3 separate regions of the Mus musculus genome follow, and all the other regions are linked to region 2. Evidence: chromatin loops called from intact Hi-C (ENCODE). Cell type or tissue: left cerebral cortex. All regions are shown on one strand. Each heading gives the region's core, and the rest is flanking DNA. Links, peaks and the distances in the headings are about the cores only.

The links. A loop is a pair of places that touch in the nucleus more often than their neighbours do. Peaks named below come from ENCODE experiments on the same cell type or tissue, not always from the same donor. Only the 100,000 strongest peaks of a DNase experiment are listed, where the experiment ranks them.
Region 1: a loop joins it to region 2, with 5 times the contacts of the local background. A loop is called at or near these places in 4 of 42 quality-filtered maps.
Region 3: a loop joins it to region 2, with 6 times the contacts of the local background. A loop is called at or near these places in 2 of 42 quality-filtered maps.

What each region holds. Positions count from the first base shown.
Region 1 is chr1:69,788,310-69,793,678 of GRCm38, forward strand. No RefSeq gene overlaps it. Among named protein-coding and RNA genes, the nearest start is that of Gm29822, 3.4 kb to the left of the region's middle. In left cerebral cortex, for the core only: a CTCF peak has its summit at 2,131 (motif pointing right); a DNase peak (open chromatin) is centred at 2,165; H3K4me3 peaks cover 677 bases.
Region 2 is chr1:70,723,135-70,728,503 of GRCm38, forward strand. Spag16 (sperm associated antigen 16) reads left to right here. Exons shown (of 17, transcript NM_029160.3): 17 at 1,633-1,998. The coding sequence ends at 1,808. It overlaps Vwc2l (von Willebrand factor C domain-containing protein 2-like), which reads left to right and starts at 2,581. Exons shown (of 4, transcript NM_177164.3): 1 at 2,581-3,304. In left cerebral cortex, for the core only: a CTCF peak has its summit at 2,137; DNase peaks (open chromatin) are centred at 2,169 and 2,761; H3K4me3 peaks cover 1,520 bases; H3K27ac peaks cover 1,023 bases.
Region 3 is chr1:70,000,240-70,005,608 of GRCm38, forward strand. All of the region lies in intron 11 of Spag16 (sperm associated antigen 16), which reads left to right. Among named protein-coding and RNA genes, the nearest start is that of Gm23879, 48 kb to the left of the region's middle. In left cerebral cortex, for the core only: no CTCF peak of the experiment used is centred there; no DNase peak of the experiment used is centred there.

The sequences.
Region 1 (5,369 bases), core at 990-3,489, 930 kb before region 2:
AGTTGACATCTAAGTGGATTCTCATAGGCCATTCACTGAGAATATCCTCTTAGTAGTAGGAAAAAAATAATTGGTAGGAAACAACAACTTTGACACTCTTGGACTTTCTACTGTAGCGTAGAACAGATGTATCACCACGGGAGATGATGCTAGGGACCAGGATATAAACAGAACCGAGATGAGAAAGACACGGAGCTGGTAGCTCACTTGTTTACGTCAACTTCTATGACCTGCAGGCTTGGGGGAGGGTCCTGCAAGGATGCACAAAAAATAAATTTGTATTATTAGTATTCCTGCATTCCCGAGTAATGTTTTTGCCCGAGGTTAGAAACATTAGGGAAAATCAAAGAAATCGCTGACTTGGGAAGATTCCTGAGGCACAAAGACCTGGTCTGGAATGATGAAAACATGTATGCCTCCTCGGGCAGCAAGCAAGAGATGCGGCGCTGGATGCCAGGGATATTCTCATGTGTGACACCTGGGTAGTTGCTCCGTTTCTAGTTAGAATAAATTCACCCTGTCTTCTAAGGAGTTCTTCAACTGTTAATCTTGTCACATGACTGACAAAGAGGACCGGGAGAACAATGCTTAAGCATTGCTCTGGGGGTTGGGTGGTTCATTTCCCTGGGGTCAGGAGCTAAATGGGGTAACACAGCAAGCATATATTGAATGGATATCCTAGGTAAGCTGCCCGGTTTTCCTATTCCTCAATTTTCCAATCTGTAAAATGGAGACCTAGGCACCTAATACAGATACCATGATGAGTTTAGTCCAAGTGAAGGGTCTGTGTGTCCGGTAAGGATAAGCATTTAGTATGCAAGGTGATCTGAGCAATATTTACCTAAGGATGTTACCATAGAAGGATACTGTTTACTGGGTGGCTTCCCCTGGCTTGCTCAGCTTGCTTTCTTATAGAATCCGACTCCCAGCCCAGGGATGGCACCACCCGCTATAGGCCCTCCCACCCTTGATCACTAATTGAGAAAATGCCTTACAGTTGGATCTCATGTCGGCATTTCCTCAAGGGAGGCTCCTTTCTCTGTGATAACTCCAGCTTGTGTCAAACTGACACACAAAAGCAGCCAGTACAGACATCCCCAGGACGAGTGTGTGTGGGGGTGGGGTGGGGGGGGTGGGGTGGGGGGGCACTAGTCATCAGGGTAGTTGACGATCTTATCCACAAGAAAGGGAAAACTCGTTGTCAGAAGCATGCGGCTGGCTTTTTCCTCCTGGAACCACCACATAGGAGCTTTGGGCCCTTCACAGTGTCCTGCACTTACGATGGAATATGCAGAGCATAATGAACTCTCAATATTTTAAAATGGTTATCAATCTTTCAGTGTTTGAGTGTGTATCACTAGCTTAATAACCATGTGTAGAACTCTTGGTGGCATAGTGTATGTTTTTAAAATGTTGTCTTTGCCTCAAGTCCATTTCCTTCCATTTTTATGTAGCTATGCCCAAGTTATGTCTACGAGGGCTTTGTGATTTATATACCAAATGCAATTTATCGTAAGTGTACCTTTTAATTAGAGTGCTGCCATGTAGTCTATTTATTCAGGGACTTCGAGCATCATCTCTTCTATAGGACAGCTGATATATAAAGTACATTAATGGAATAACAATTATCATTTAAAACTCGTTATTGGCATTGGTTGGAAGCAATGTAGGAAGCACATTATAAACACATTCATGTTCGCCATTTACTATCTTTTCCTGGGCTGTTGTCTCCAAATTTAACAAGGAGAATTTCATTGCTAATTAGATTTAGAAAACAGTCTGGAAACTAATAGAAACATAAATTTAGGAGGAGGGTGCAATTAGTTCAAAACCACCCCTGAAATCTTTATTACTATTGAATAGGATGATATGTGTTTAATATATATATATATATATATATATATATATATATATATATATATATATGTAATATTTTCAGAATGGTCTTAAGTAATAGCATGTACAACATAATTTGTAGCAAAAGAAAAAGATGCCCTTATCTATGTGGAAAGTATGCATTTAAAAAATTTTTAAGAGGTGCTATACCGGTTACCAATAATTTTAAGATTTCTGTCAGTAGTGGCTCATGGCAGACAGTTTGAAATGATCGTTGCTCTATTTGGACAGTAGATGGCGCTGTTGCCATTTTCCAACAATACGCTGAGTCAGAATGGGCTCGGCTCCAGGATGCAGACTTTTTCTTTTTTCTTTTCCCAATTAAAGCAAGAAGACTGCCATCGGAGAATCAATCTTGAAAGTCATTATGAATTCGAAATGAAGTCTAGGTTTCATTCTTTCCTTTCGCACCTCTGCCATAAAATGCTCCTTCTTGCGGCCTAAGCTCTTTCCTGTATAATGACTTTCTTTTGAATGATTTCAGAGCTTTTGCTGGCGTAAGAGAACAAAGTCTTTCATAGACAACGTTGAGAAAAATCTATCTCTTCGTGATTAGGATAATAAGCCTCTGTACTTGATTTTGATATGTATTATACGTCTGCTGTCGCCTTATGTGGGTAGCATGGCGGTGGCCACGTCTGCCACAGGCAACTTTCCGATCTCACTGGGATGATTACCCGCGTTTACATTTTATTACGAATTGTTGAAATGACCTCCGGGCCAGCTCTTTTGTCATTCCCAAATCCATTTGCGGCTATGTTGGATTCTAAAACACACAACACAACAATGAGAGCAACAACAACAAAAACTTAGTTGGCCACTTTGAGCCGTGCTGAGTGTCTCTATTGTCTGTGTTGATGTGGCTCGTCCATTAGTGACTTAATGGATTGGGAGCTTGAAAAGGTAGATGATACTGACAGGCGCAAATGGATTTCTAGGCGTTCCTCTAATGTTCTCTCACGGGAACAATGAAGTATCAAAATCCCTTCTTGTGATTTTGGCTTTGGTCCTATCGAAGTTTGTGGTGCTAGAACTTTTTATTCTTTTTCGGTGGCGGGGATCTAGGATGTTGTCTTTCTAGGATGGAGAGGATGAAACCCTGCCTGGATAAGAAGGTAATTTGGGAACAGCCCACAGGAAGTGCTCTGGATCTGCTAGACTTGCACTTTTGCTTTCTCTCAACTTAGAAAATTGACAGCTGTCATTCATTTCTGTCCTGTTTACATGAATGGGATGGTCTTCCAGGTATCTGGGACTCCTTTTTTTTTTTTTTTTAATTAGATATTTTCTCTATTTACATTTCAAATGTTATCCCATTTCCTAGTTTCCCCTCTGAAAATCCCCTATCCCCTCCCCCCTCCCCCTGATCCCTGATCCCCAACCCACCCACTCCCATTCCTGGATCTGGCATTCCCCTGTACTGGGTCATAGAGCCTTCACAGGACCTAGGGCCTCTCCTCTGCTACATATACAGCTAGAGTCACAAGTTCCACCATGTGTTTTCTTTGATTGGTGGTATAGTTCCAAGCTCTGGGGGTACTTGTTAGTTCATATTGTTGTTCCTCCTATGGGGCTGCAAACCCCCTCATCTCCCTGGGTACTTTCTCTAGCTCCTTCATTGGGGACCCTGTGCTTCATCCAATGGATGAATGTGAGCATCCACTTCTGTATTTTTCAGGCACTGGCAGAGCCTCTCAGGAGACAGCTATATCAGGCTCCTGTCAACAGGCTCTTGTTGGCATCTGCAATAGCATCTGGGTTTGGTGGTTGTTTATGGGATGGATCCCTAAGTGGGGCAGTCTCCGGATGGTCATTCCTTCATGCTCTGCTCCAAACTTTGTCTCTGTAACTCCTTCCATAGGTATTTTGCTACGTCTTCTAAAGTGGATTCTGAGCTTCTGAGCTAATATCCACTTATCAGAGAGTGCATATCATGTGTGTTCTTTTGTGATTGAGTTACCTCACTCAGGATGATATCCTAGATCCATCCATTTGTCTAAGAATTTCATAAATTCATTGTTTTTAATAGCTGTGTAGTACTACATTGTGTAAATGTACCACATTTTCTGTATCCATTCATCTGTTGAGGGACATCTTGGTTCGCTCCAGCTTCTGGCTATTATAAATAAGGCTGCTATGAACATAGTGGAGCATGTGTCCTTCTTACATGGTGGAACACTCCTTTCATCTTAGTCTCTAAAGTGAGGACGAAGAGTAGACCGACCCCATACATCTTCTATTCACTGTATCCTATACACTGGTAAACTCAAAATGAAGCTAACTGTTTAAAATACCCAATTGCATATCCAAACAGAATTGGTATAAAATAAGGCACAACATGCTTTGTAGAGAGACTCAAAGAGGCCCTATGGTTTTGTTTAAATGCCCACCACTGTTCACTGTGCTATCTGGTAGGTTTTGCTACATGGGGAGCAAATGGCTGTTATTCTCCATACTTACAGTCGTTGTTAGAGGCCAAATATTGGGTGCTGAATGAGTCACCCTTAATGATAATCAGAGCTATCGAGACAAAATTATCCCCTAATTCCATTTGGTTTAAGACAGACCGGCTTGATTTCTGTCTTTAGTATACAGCAGTGCTTGGAATATGTAGCTGTGTTGGTGTTGCTCTGTAAGTCAAGCAGGAATGGTCCACGAGTGTTTCTTGGAGTTCGGGATGGACTTATTCCTTTCTTTGCCCCATGGTGTCTTACATAGGCCAGTGTGATGCTGAGAAAAATCACTTTTTGAAGTTTTAAACAGGACAGATGGCTATATCATAAGCCAGAAAATTGGCTCTTCAAAGTTTAATCTTTCAGGGACTTCCCACTCAATCTATCTTTAAAGCAAAATATTGATCCTCTCGTCTACCTTCTTTGGGGACCAAGGAGTTCACCAAAAACATTAGTCTGTGTTTTTCGTTTGTTGTTGTTGCTTTTTTGGTTTACATGCCTTTCTTTTAACAATACCTACTACCTAAAGAGATTTGTTACAAAGTAGTATTTGTTTTATAACTAAAAATTTCACCAACACAATGCTAAAATTAGTTGAGAAGCACAGACAAATGTATTAGCAGTGTATAAATAACACAATATATCGGTCAAACGTCAACTCTATAATTAAATGCAGAAAGTATGGCCTTTTTACCTCCAGGCCACTTCAGACATTCCTGAGGTTTCTTTCAGGCATTTGAGGTTGAAATTGTGTTATAGTTTAAGTGTTTACTTTGACGGTTTGTCTGTTGGAAGATTTATTTGTGGTTGTATGAACACAAGAGATGCTAGGACCTTTAAAAGTTAAGGTCTAGTGTAAGGTAATTAGGAAAATGATCCCTTCCACAAACTCATCTCCTGTTATCTCTTCTTGTACATAACAATACTACCATGATGGTGTCAACTACTATGTGGCCTAGTCCAGTGGTCTTCATCAGAGGCTGAACTGCCAGGAATATCTAACCATGGTATTATCTCCAA
Region 2 (5,369 bases), core at 1,054-3,553:
TCTGAATGTTTTTAAATCTGACTTTTATAGATGTGACCACAACAAAAGCAATCATTTGTAGCAATATCCTTCTCTTCATTGGCTTTGGTTCTAAACACTTTAAAATCCCATACCCCTCCATGGCTGTTGTATAAAAAGTGCAAGGAAAAAAAACTCTTTTGTTTGAGTTTCAGGAAAGCCAAAACAGCAGTTGCCTATAGAATGAATCTAGAAGGGAAGTCAGTGTGCAACCCCACTGTCAGCAAAGACTTAGTAGAAGAGGGTTTATAATAGATATTCACATCTGCTGTTTTGGACACTCTAATCCATCCTAAGGTTGTTTGCTGTGTCAGTTTTCGTTCTAGACAAAGAAGCTGAGTCTTATAAAGGTTTGTAAATAGACCATATTTATCATGGTTAACTTTACCCATAAAACACCTCTCTGTTTCATAGGCAGTATGACTTTTCAGGGGCAGCACGTGATGAAATACTTCACCGTGCTTTTCTTGGTGAACTCTTACTGTGTGACAGACACATTCTCTTTTAAGTTGTGTCACCTACCCAAACTCTGTCCAGAAGGCATGGCTGATACGATGTCATCTGGACACAGTGGAGATGTGCTGGTTACAAGTCTCTAGATTTGGAATGTTTCTGCTGGAATATCAGCTCCTTGCATACATGGTAAACAGCTCACTCAGCCTTCCCAAGCCTCTTACTTCCTTTATACAGTAGAATTACTGCTCTTTCTTCTACTATTGGGTCCTCCTAAGAATTGTACAACAAATACTCAGTGTGGTATCAGATGCCAAAAGAGTTTTAGTAAGTTTTAAACACTGTTGTTGGGATGGTAATACACCAATAAGCACGATTAGATAACCCAATGCTTAATACTTGGGTTCTAAGGTCAGGTGAGCATATTCTATTAATTCTTCTTGCTTCCAAATGTCAAGATAGTTTCCTACTGGAATTTATCAAAAAATTATTAATCAAAATTATGTTATTTTAATTATTTGGTACTTACTAAAAATGCTTTCAAATGATGAAAATTCTATACACTAAATTTGGATTATTTTAATTTGCAAGATTTCAGAAATTTAAGTTAATGGTCATGTAATTTCGAGGTAGAAATACTTACTGTTTTCATTTCAACTCCAAAGAAATTGTGTTGAATTCATAAATATCTCAACTGTTACAGATTTATACAATGATTTAGCAGAATTATAATAAATATGTTTAAAGAAGGTAAATACATTTTACATTTTCTAGGATAAATACCTATAGATATATCTACTTGAAGCATATGTCCTATTTTCCATTTAGATAACTATTGCTTTAAATTATTTTAACATATTCATTTACAAAATAGTTGTCTTCTTTAGTTGCTCTCAATCTCAACTCAAAATGATCTGTCAATCATAAATATAAGGAGAATGTTGGGGCATATAATAACTTCTGAATGTTAAGCAAGTAGAGCTTTTATCCTAAATGTATCTTATGGCTCAAATTATTTTTTATAGATTGAAGTTAGTTCATATTTAATGAGAGCCAAGCATAAAAATGAGTCTCTTGAATCACAACCGAAACAGGATAAAATGTTGTATTGTTTACATACTGTGACTGCTTGAGATAAACCTCCATTTCCCTCTTTTCCAGGTCGAGTTTTAGCTCAGGCGAGTGCCAACGGGATTATCCATTTGCTGGATCTTAAATCGGGGCAAATTCACAAACTGGTGGGCCACGAGAGTGAAGTGCACAGTGTGGTGTTTTCCCACCTGGGGGAAAATCTGTATTCTGGAGGCTCTGACGGCACCATTCGGTTGTGGATCTGATCAGCAATAGCACACCCTGATGCAAAGGGCATTCCCTCTAAGGCTTAAAAATGTTTCATATAGTCTGCTCAAATGCCAGCAAGTAACTGGTTAAAATGACCAATAAATAAAATATTTGTTTTAAAACAAGCTTTGGGTGAATAATATATGGACCATACTATCTCAAATAAAAATTATAACTTTTTGTTCATTTTTCTGTGTGTGTGTTTTTTTTTCACCCAGAATCTTTCACTTTCTCATCCGGTTATGAATTTAGAGACAGGGCATCCTTGCTAGGAGGTTGGAAGAAACAGCTTTACAATGACGCCTAATGACAGACTAGATGAATTACAAGACATTGATTTTTAACGTTAGAGAACAAACTGCAGGAAAACGCGGCTACTTTTTTTTTTTTTTTAAATCAAACCCAAGCTGCAGAAGACCCAAAGTTGAATTATGTATAGCACAAGGAAAATCTTTCTATATCCAGAGGGCCAAATAGAGTCAGAAAGCATACAGTTTCACAGATTCTTTGACAATGAGTGTGCTTTATATATTAGTAATAACCAACGACTGCAGATGGCTTAAATCTAAAGGCAAGTCCCTGGAACTTTCATCTCTGCAGCCCATGCAAGAATGCATTAGATAAAATTAACATCTTTCTAATTTTTATTGTGATTTAAATGCAAATAAGTATCTTGCATGCAGAAACTCCCCCCTCCCGACACACACCCCATGCTCGCTCTCATCAGCTGTATCAAGTGACTGCCTTAGACAACACTACAGCCTGGTCCGCGGAAGCAGCTGGGGGTTTCGACCAAGCTGGGCTCAGAAGCCAGTTGTTGGCGCTGTCCGTGGTGCTGAGGAATTCCCGGCTGCCGGCAGGATGAGCTCCGAATCAGCAGTCTGCAAACTGCTCACAGCGATGCCAAACCCCAGTTAAAGTTGCGCCTTTGCTTCACATCCACAGTTAGAATCTTCTGGTGTGTGAGGAGGGATTCAGTCAACATACTGTGGACGATGCTGATGCTTCTGCTGGTGGAGTGGGCTTTAAGCTTCAGTATGCTGTTTCTGTTTGTGATCCTCAGAGCCTAGCCAAGTCACCTCTACTGCCGTAGCAAACACTGTGTAAGTGAACTCATGTGTGGAGGAGGCGTAATCAGCCAGGAAATTTCATAGAAGGATCTAAGAAAATGCTAAAAATAAGTTCAACATGATTCTGCTACCAGGGTCCGGATTTCCACAGGACCAGCATTGCTTCTTGCTTTGAATTCTGAAGACAGGTCCAAAGCATATTTCTTATGTGTGTCTGCTGTGTTTCTCTCTGGAAGGGTGGGAGACTGCTTCTTGGCTGTGTTTTGAAATGGGAAATAGAGAGGATGGATTGCCTTTAATTCATGCCTGAAAATGCATTCTTTGGGTGACTAAAGAGGACCGGCTTACCTAAGAGATACCTGACCTTTAAGTTCAGATTGGTCTGTGACCCCCAGCACCACCGTTAACCTCAGAGTGACTAGGTAAGTGAATCTTATGACATGAGTTGTGCTTGCTTTCTCAGAGAAATAGATGCAGTCATTTTAAATCATATGTAGCAATACAGGGAGGGGGTAAAGTTTAGCTGGGAAGTGAGCCTCAGTTTAGCAGTGTTTGCATTCTGATTTGAAAAATCTTCAGATAATGCTGCTGTTGTATTTCCCTAACCTCCCTATTTTTAAATAGTATTCTAAATGGTATTTATTATAAGGAAGGTTCTTTTGAAAATAGCCTAAGAACTTTGTTTCATTATTCACATATTCCTCATAATAAAAGCATGCTTAATGTTAATATGAAGAAAAAACCCCACCCTTCTATCTATCTTGCAGTTTACATTTACTGTAACCTTGCACATTAATGCCTACCTGTGGCTTACAAAATGATTCTTTTCTGCCTGGGTCATTTTAAAAGCAGAATCCTGTCTGTATTTCACATGGCTTTTCTTGCATGTATTGATAGCTGCCGCTGGACAATGTGAGGAGGCACGGTAGCTTCCTTGCCTTGCAAGATAAACTTTCTATATATGTGAGAAGTGCATCAATGCTTTAATTAGTAAAACATATATATGCCTTTCCAGAAGCTTCTCCTCTGTTTGTGGCCTCTGTAGTAATTTAGAAGAATAAAAATGCTTTGTCAAAGGGAGCTTCCAGTTTCTCAAGTAGAATTGTAGGTTTGCATTTTCTTGTTCTGTCATGACTCATTATTTTTGACATATTTTAGGGGAAATCTATCTCCTTTATCATTACCCCAAAGGAATTCACCCAAAAGAAATTCTAATATCAGAGAATATTGGAGGAATACTAATATCAACCTTGTCTGAAAAGAGAACGTGAATACATTGCCTTCCATTTTACTATTACTCTAATTTGCATATCTAACTTAGGATGCAAATATATTCTAAGAGGTTATGAAGTTTCCTAATATCATCTTCATCATATTTAATTATCATAGTTGTATGCTAGCTTGAAAAGAAGTGGTTTTTCACTGTTTTTAGCATACTTTGGAAATAAAACATTGAATGAAACTTAGACATCATAAAATACTCTACATACAATCTTAGTGATATTGGCAGAAAGCCAATAGCATTTAAATGATGAATTAAATATTTTACAACGATTTTCCTTATCTGTTCCTCCCCAAAATCATAGTTTCCCCAGAACCTTTACATAAGTTAGCTGCTCTAAATATTCAAATAAAACCTCATTACCAATATTTACTACCAAATACTAACACTCAGGGAGCCTACAACAGTTATTGCTACACAGATAATAAGGCATATAGTCTGTGAATGCCCATGTTTCATTATTAAGAAACTTCCACAGAAAGTTTTTTTCCTGACATCTTTGTCTAAATTAACTCAATGAAAATATATTTTCAGTAGCATGTGAATATTATTCATATTATATGTGAATATTATTCATATTACATGTGAATATTATTCATATTACATGGAAAGGATCAACTTCAAATATGACATGGTTATTAGATCCCCATGGCTATAAAAAGTTGTAGATATATCTTTCCTGCCCACTAGGAGCTTACCTCTTGCATAAAAATAATGATGTGTAACAAGAGTAGAAATGACTGTCTTTAACAAATCCACATAAATAAATTTTAATTTTTGTATCATGTAGATATATTTTCTCTTATTCACCATGATTTGTTGTGCTACTTCTTATATTCAGTGTGTTACAATCCAGAATATGGGCATGTGAATGAAAGCTTCTGTACTGGATCCATCTCATTTAAACTTGCATCCAGCTGCTGTTTAAAAAGTTCCTTTGCTTTTAGAATTTAATGCTTGACCCTAATTTCTTGTTTTTTATGCAAGTTACTATAACATCTACATTCTATTACTGACTCATCTAGTTCAAAGAAAACTAGGGATGTAATTTCAAATATCCATGAGCTATATACCAGTAACTACTTGCAATCACCCTTTAAGGCTCAATAAAACTACTTCTTACAATGTACAAAGAGCCAGACCATTGAAACTCAAAGGCAAATTACAACCTGAAGGCCCCAAAATAAAATAACTCCATAAATTAA
Region 3 (5,369 bases), core at 990-3,489, 720 kb before region 2:
GGATGACTTAAATCAAGTTGCTGCTTTGGGACACCTCGTTTAGGGGCTGTCTGCTTTATTGGCAGTCTGTTCATTTCTGCTGCTGGCACCACCATTTCTTCCTTGCTTTGTGTTGCTGTGGCTCCCATCTATTTTATTCTTTCAACTCTTCCCGTTTATCCTGTTTTAACTATCAGTCATCAGCCAGCCATAAAATATAATTCCAAAGTAATAGTTAGTGTTTCTCTAGTTTCCCCAGATATGAGGGAACTGGAGAGAAGAATCAGTGTTGAAGAATGTTGCCTGCACTATTCTGAGAACCAGAATTCAGACCCCAGGACATACGTAGGAAGTCGGTACCCTGGAAACACATCTAACCCCAGCTCTGAGGGATCCCCATTTACCCTCCATATCATCCTTTACCCCCCACAAGTGCATTTGTGCAAAAATGTGTACACACACACACACAAACACATACACACAAATGCATGTACAGTAAATAAATGAGCAAATATAATGAAAGTTAAGAAGTTTTAAAAAATGTATGATAAAACTGTTCTGTCGTTCAGAGTGTTTGTGGTGGAAGTAGGTGTATCTGAGTCAAATTCTCAGCATCCATGTACAAAGCTGCTTATAACCAGCTCCTGTAATCCCAGGACTGTGGGGTACAGGGACAGGAAGAGTACTGTGACTTGCTGACCACCAGCCTAGTTCCAATTTCAGTGAGAAACCTTTTCTCAAAGAATAAACTGGAGTGTGGTGGCACACAAATGAGGAACTTTACACCAGTGTATATGCATACATGTGTGTGTGTGTGCATGTGCACACACACTCACTTAACATAAAACAGATCATTACAACACTTTTCAATGACTACGAATGGAGCTATGTTTTAGAGCAGTTTACTAACCTGCATGAGGCTTAGGTTCAATACTGCAGTAAAATATTTATTGATTTATTGTATGCTTTTTAAGGTAAGAACATTTTTCTCATTAATCAAGGGTTAATTTTGCTTTTGTTTGTCAATATCAGTGGGACATGTTCTTAAGCTATAGTTCATAGGTTCCAACAGTAGTAGTGTGGCCATTAATACTGAAAAGAACAGAAATACAAATAATACTAATAATGTTTAATTCAGCACTAATGAAAAAAATTCACCTTCCTAATATATACTATCTCTGGTCATATTTCAGTTATCTTCTCTCTGTTTTTAGCAGACACAGATAAACAGATAACACACACACATGGACACACACACACACACACACACACAGGCACACAATACTCAGGCATCATCAAAATTACAGGATTTGATTCAAATATAGTTTAAGATGAAAGAAAAGACTAAACCCACAATTGTTTTAGAAAATTCTAAAGGAAAAAAATCTCCAGTTTTGTATCTATGCATACAGTTTGTCATACAAAACCATATAACCTATGATTTAGGGTAAAATCCAATTTTTCTCTCTTGAGAATCATGACCTAGGATAATTGCTTTATAGTTGAATATTAAAATAATTAGTTAGATTATGTGTAAGTGCAGAAAATGCTAATTATGTATTCCTCTTGTAGGAAAAAACAGATATATCAAAACATGTTTTTACTGTTTTTTAAGGTCACAATAAAAATATATATTAAAATCCAGAAATTTTAAAATTTCTTAATGTCTTTATAATTTGCATTTTATACAGTGCAATTACATAGATCAAAAATCCAGAAGGGTTTTAAATTAGACTAATTAAGAGTATTTCTAAGTTCTGCTTTAGATATTTCTTCTACTCTTACACATGTTTGAGTGGTGCCTTCCAACTAAACAATGCCTTCCAATACACACATCAGTTAAAAACTCCCCTTTTGTCTAGAGAACTAGGTTCCACCCATGTTCTGTCCTGTGCCCTGCTTTCTCATGAGAAACATGGCATAAATGCAGACTCATCACAATCCCATTTGTTCTTGCCATTCTCCACCACTGGAGATCCTATCTGCATTGGTTCCTTGATGCGCTATCATGACAAGAAAGAGCAACCTCTATTTAAAAGGTTGAAATTTGGGCTCATGTTTGTAGCTACAATCCATCATGGTGAGCAAGATGAGGTGGCAGGAGTTTGAGGCGCTGGTCACATAGCATCAGCAGTCAGGAAGCAAAGAGAAGAGAGTGCTTGTGCTCAGTTGGCTTTCTCCTTTTATTCAGTCCAGGATCCTATGTCTTGGAATATTATTTCCTATGTTCATTGATCCTTCCAGATCAATTTCTGAATCTAAATAATCCTTAAAAGATGTAACTAGATTATTTGTTTCCATGGTAACTAAAATTCCGAAGAAGGTGACAACCAAGACTAACCCTCCCACCTCCCTCATCTGAAACTCCCCTTATCAGAGTCACTGGTGTTTTGTTTTGTTTTTTGTTTTGTTTTGTTTTTGTTTTTTGTTTTTAATAACCTACCAGTGGTCTGGGCCACTCATAGCTTCTCACTTTCTTCACCAGTCAGGTACTGCTTAGACAGTTGGCCGCTCCTGTATTACTTCCTGAGACTCCATCTGCTGTTAGTGTGTCCTGGATTTCCTCTCGACTTCCATGTTCCTCCTTCTTAGCTTGTCCAGTGAACTGCTCCTCTTGGGTCAGATGTCTGCTTAAAGGACTGCCCGAAAGACCAGCTCTTAGTTTTATCTTTTTACTAAGTACATTTCTCAGGTGGTATCTTCTATTCTCTGGCCATCAATTCCAAGTGGTAACATCTTGATATTTTCCCTAAGTGTGAACATTTTGTAGGATTCTCCAGCTCTCATATCCAAAGAAGAAATTTGTGTTACCTCAGAAAGCCTGTATTTCTCCTAATCCCCATCATTATAAAAGAAGCACAGTGTATAAAAATATATTAGCTTAAGTCCCACAAATAACTTTGATTCCTCTATCTCTCCCTCTACAAATTCTACTATTAAATGTTCCAGTCATGAAGATGTAGCTCGGAGGTAGTACCCTTGTCTGGTACCTTAGATCCCCTATAAGGGGAGTCTACCAGTCATTCTGGTAGTTCTTTGATTTAGAATTCATTTATGATTTTCATTTTCTATTTCTAATACTAGTAGTCATCACTCAAAATGTACAAAAGGCTAATAATTTTCTCACCATACTCTGTAATATCAGCTCTCCCATATTGCATTTATTTCACAGAAACTAAATAGGTGTTAGAATATGTAAATGGGGTCATGAGAGCCCCTACTTTAAGTACATGCTGAACTTACCAGGCTCAAGAGGAAGAGCAGCCTTCTTTTGGACACTTTTTGTCATTCCTTCCATGGCCCACACATGGCAGTCGTTTCTGTTCTGTGGACACTCATTGCTGCATCATCAGACAAGGCTTTCACATGACAGGCAGGGTCAAGATTGCAAGTATTGCACATCTGCTTCGTTCCTACCATTACTCAAATGCCACCTGCTCCCAGAGGCAGGTCTAACAAACATAACTGCTATGCTACCTCTCATTTCCTCTCACTGTCAGTGCTTTCATCGTGCTTATTCAAAAAAATACATTTCAAATACTATTTTATTGGCTTATGTATATGTCTGTGTGTGTATCTTTATGAGCATGTGCACACATATGTCAGTGGGGTTAGTGGATACACGGAGGCCAGAAGAGGGAATTGGGTCCCTTGGATCTGGAGTTTTAGGCATTTTGGATACACAGCTTACGTTGTAGCTGCTGGGATCTGAACTCTGTTTCTCATGATTGGGCAACAAACACTCTTCACCCTGTGCTGCCACTCCAACTCCCTCTATGTTTTCTCTCTTTCCTGGCTCCCCATATGCCTGGGGGTCATACTTTTCAATGTATTTCATGAAAAGACCCAGGCTTTTATTTCGCTTTTACCTAGTTGATGAGATGCACAGCAGTGCTGGCCAGTGGGCACTACCCCAGTGCCCTCTTTTGTGAGCCCATTTGGGATAATGTGTCCTGGGTTTGCTGTGTAACTTGGCTGTGCCACTAAACTTCTGCAGATGTCTGCTCTCTTGGAGCTGGACATAGTGAAGGCTCTGACTCATGATAGAAGCTCAGATTCCTGAGTCAGCTATTTGTAGCATCCCTCAGCCTTTATCTAGTTGTATTCTCTAGATTTCCTATTCTTTTTTTAATATAAATTATATGAGTTAGTCTGTTTAAATTTATTGTCAATGCAAGAAACACTACATAATATTTATATCCACACATTCATTCAGCAGAAGTGAAGACTCCCCAACTAATCTGCACAATTGACTACCTGAAAGAATTCATTTGCAGGCAGTTGGCATTTACTTGAGTTCACAGTAAGCCAGGTGTAAAATCCACTGATGATAAATCATATTTGGTGGCCAAAAGTTCTATAGGAGAACATAAAATGTGGCAGAATTCAGTACAGGATAGCTTCAGGATGAAAGATGGGCCAGGGCTTTTATGAAAAGACAGCATGAAGCAGAGATCCTGCAGTGTGCAAAGAAGTGAGAAATATAGAGAAGGAAGAGAAAAACTGAAGTCAGAACATCCTTGAGGCAGAGGCATGTCCCCAGTATCCCAGGGGAAACAGGTAATGCAGCATAAACCAAATAAGGAATCTGAAAGACTCAGCAGAGACGTGTTAGGAAGTTGAAAGTCAAAGCAGTGTTCCACCAGACCTTAACAATCTCAACATTCACACTTTCTTTTGTAACCGGGAAATGTTGGAAATTGATTTGCAAATTCTGAGCAAAAGACACACAAGTTTGACTTGTTAAAAATAGGACCCAGATATAGCTGTCTCTTGTGAGACTAGGCAGGGGCCTAGCAAACACATAAGTGGATGCTCACAGTCAGCTATTGGATGGATCACAGGGCCCCCAATGGAGGAGCTAGAGAAAGTATCCAAGGAGCTAAAGAGATCTGCAACCCTGTAGGTGCAACAACATTATGAACTAACCAGTACCCAGAGCTCTTGACTCTAGCTACATATGTATCAAAAGATGGCCTAGTCGGCCATCACTGGAAAGAGAGGCCCATTGGACACGCAAACTGTATATGCCCCAGTACAGGGGAACTCCAGGGCCAAAAAATTGAGAATGGGTGGGTAGGGAAGTGAGGGGGGGGAGGGTATGGGGGACTTTTGGGATAACATTAGAAATGTCATTGAGGAAAATACATAATAAATAAAAAAAAATAGAACCTTTCAAATTGCTGTGTGGAAATGAGGCTTCTAATGGGGTTAAGGGTAGGAATTGACACTAGATAGGAATATTTCTCACAATTCAAGAATGCCCTAAAATCTCCATGATAAGGATGACGGTGAAATAAGAGGAGACAAGTGACCAGAAGTATTCTTTTATTAAGATGAGTGTCAACAAGTTTTTTGGCAGATTGGATGTGATTAAAAGAGTGGTATAT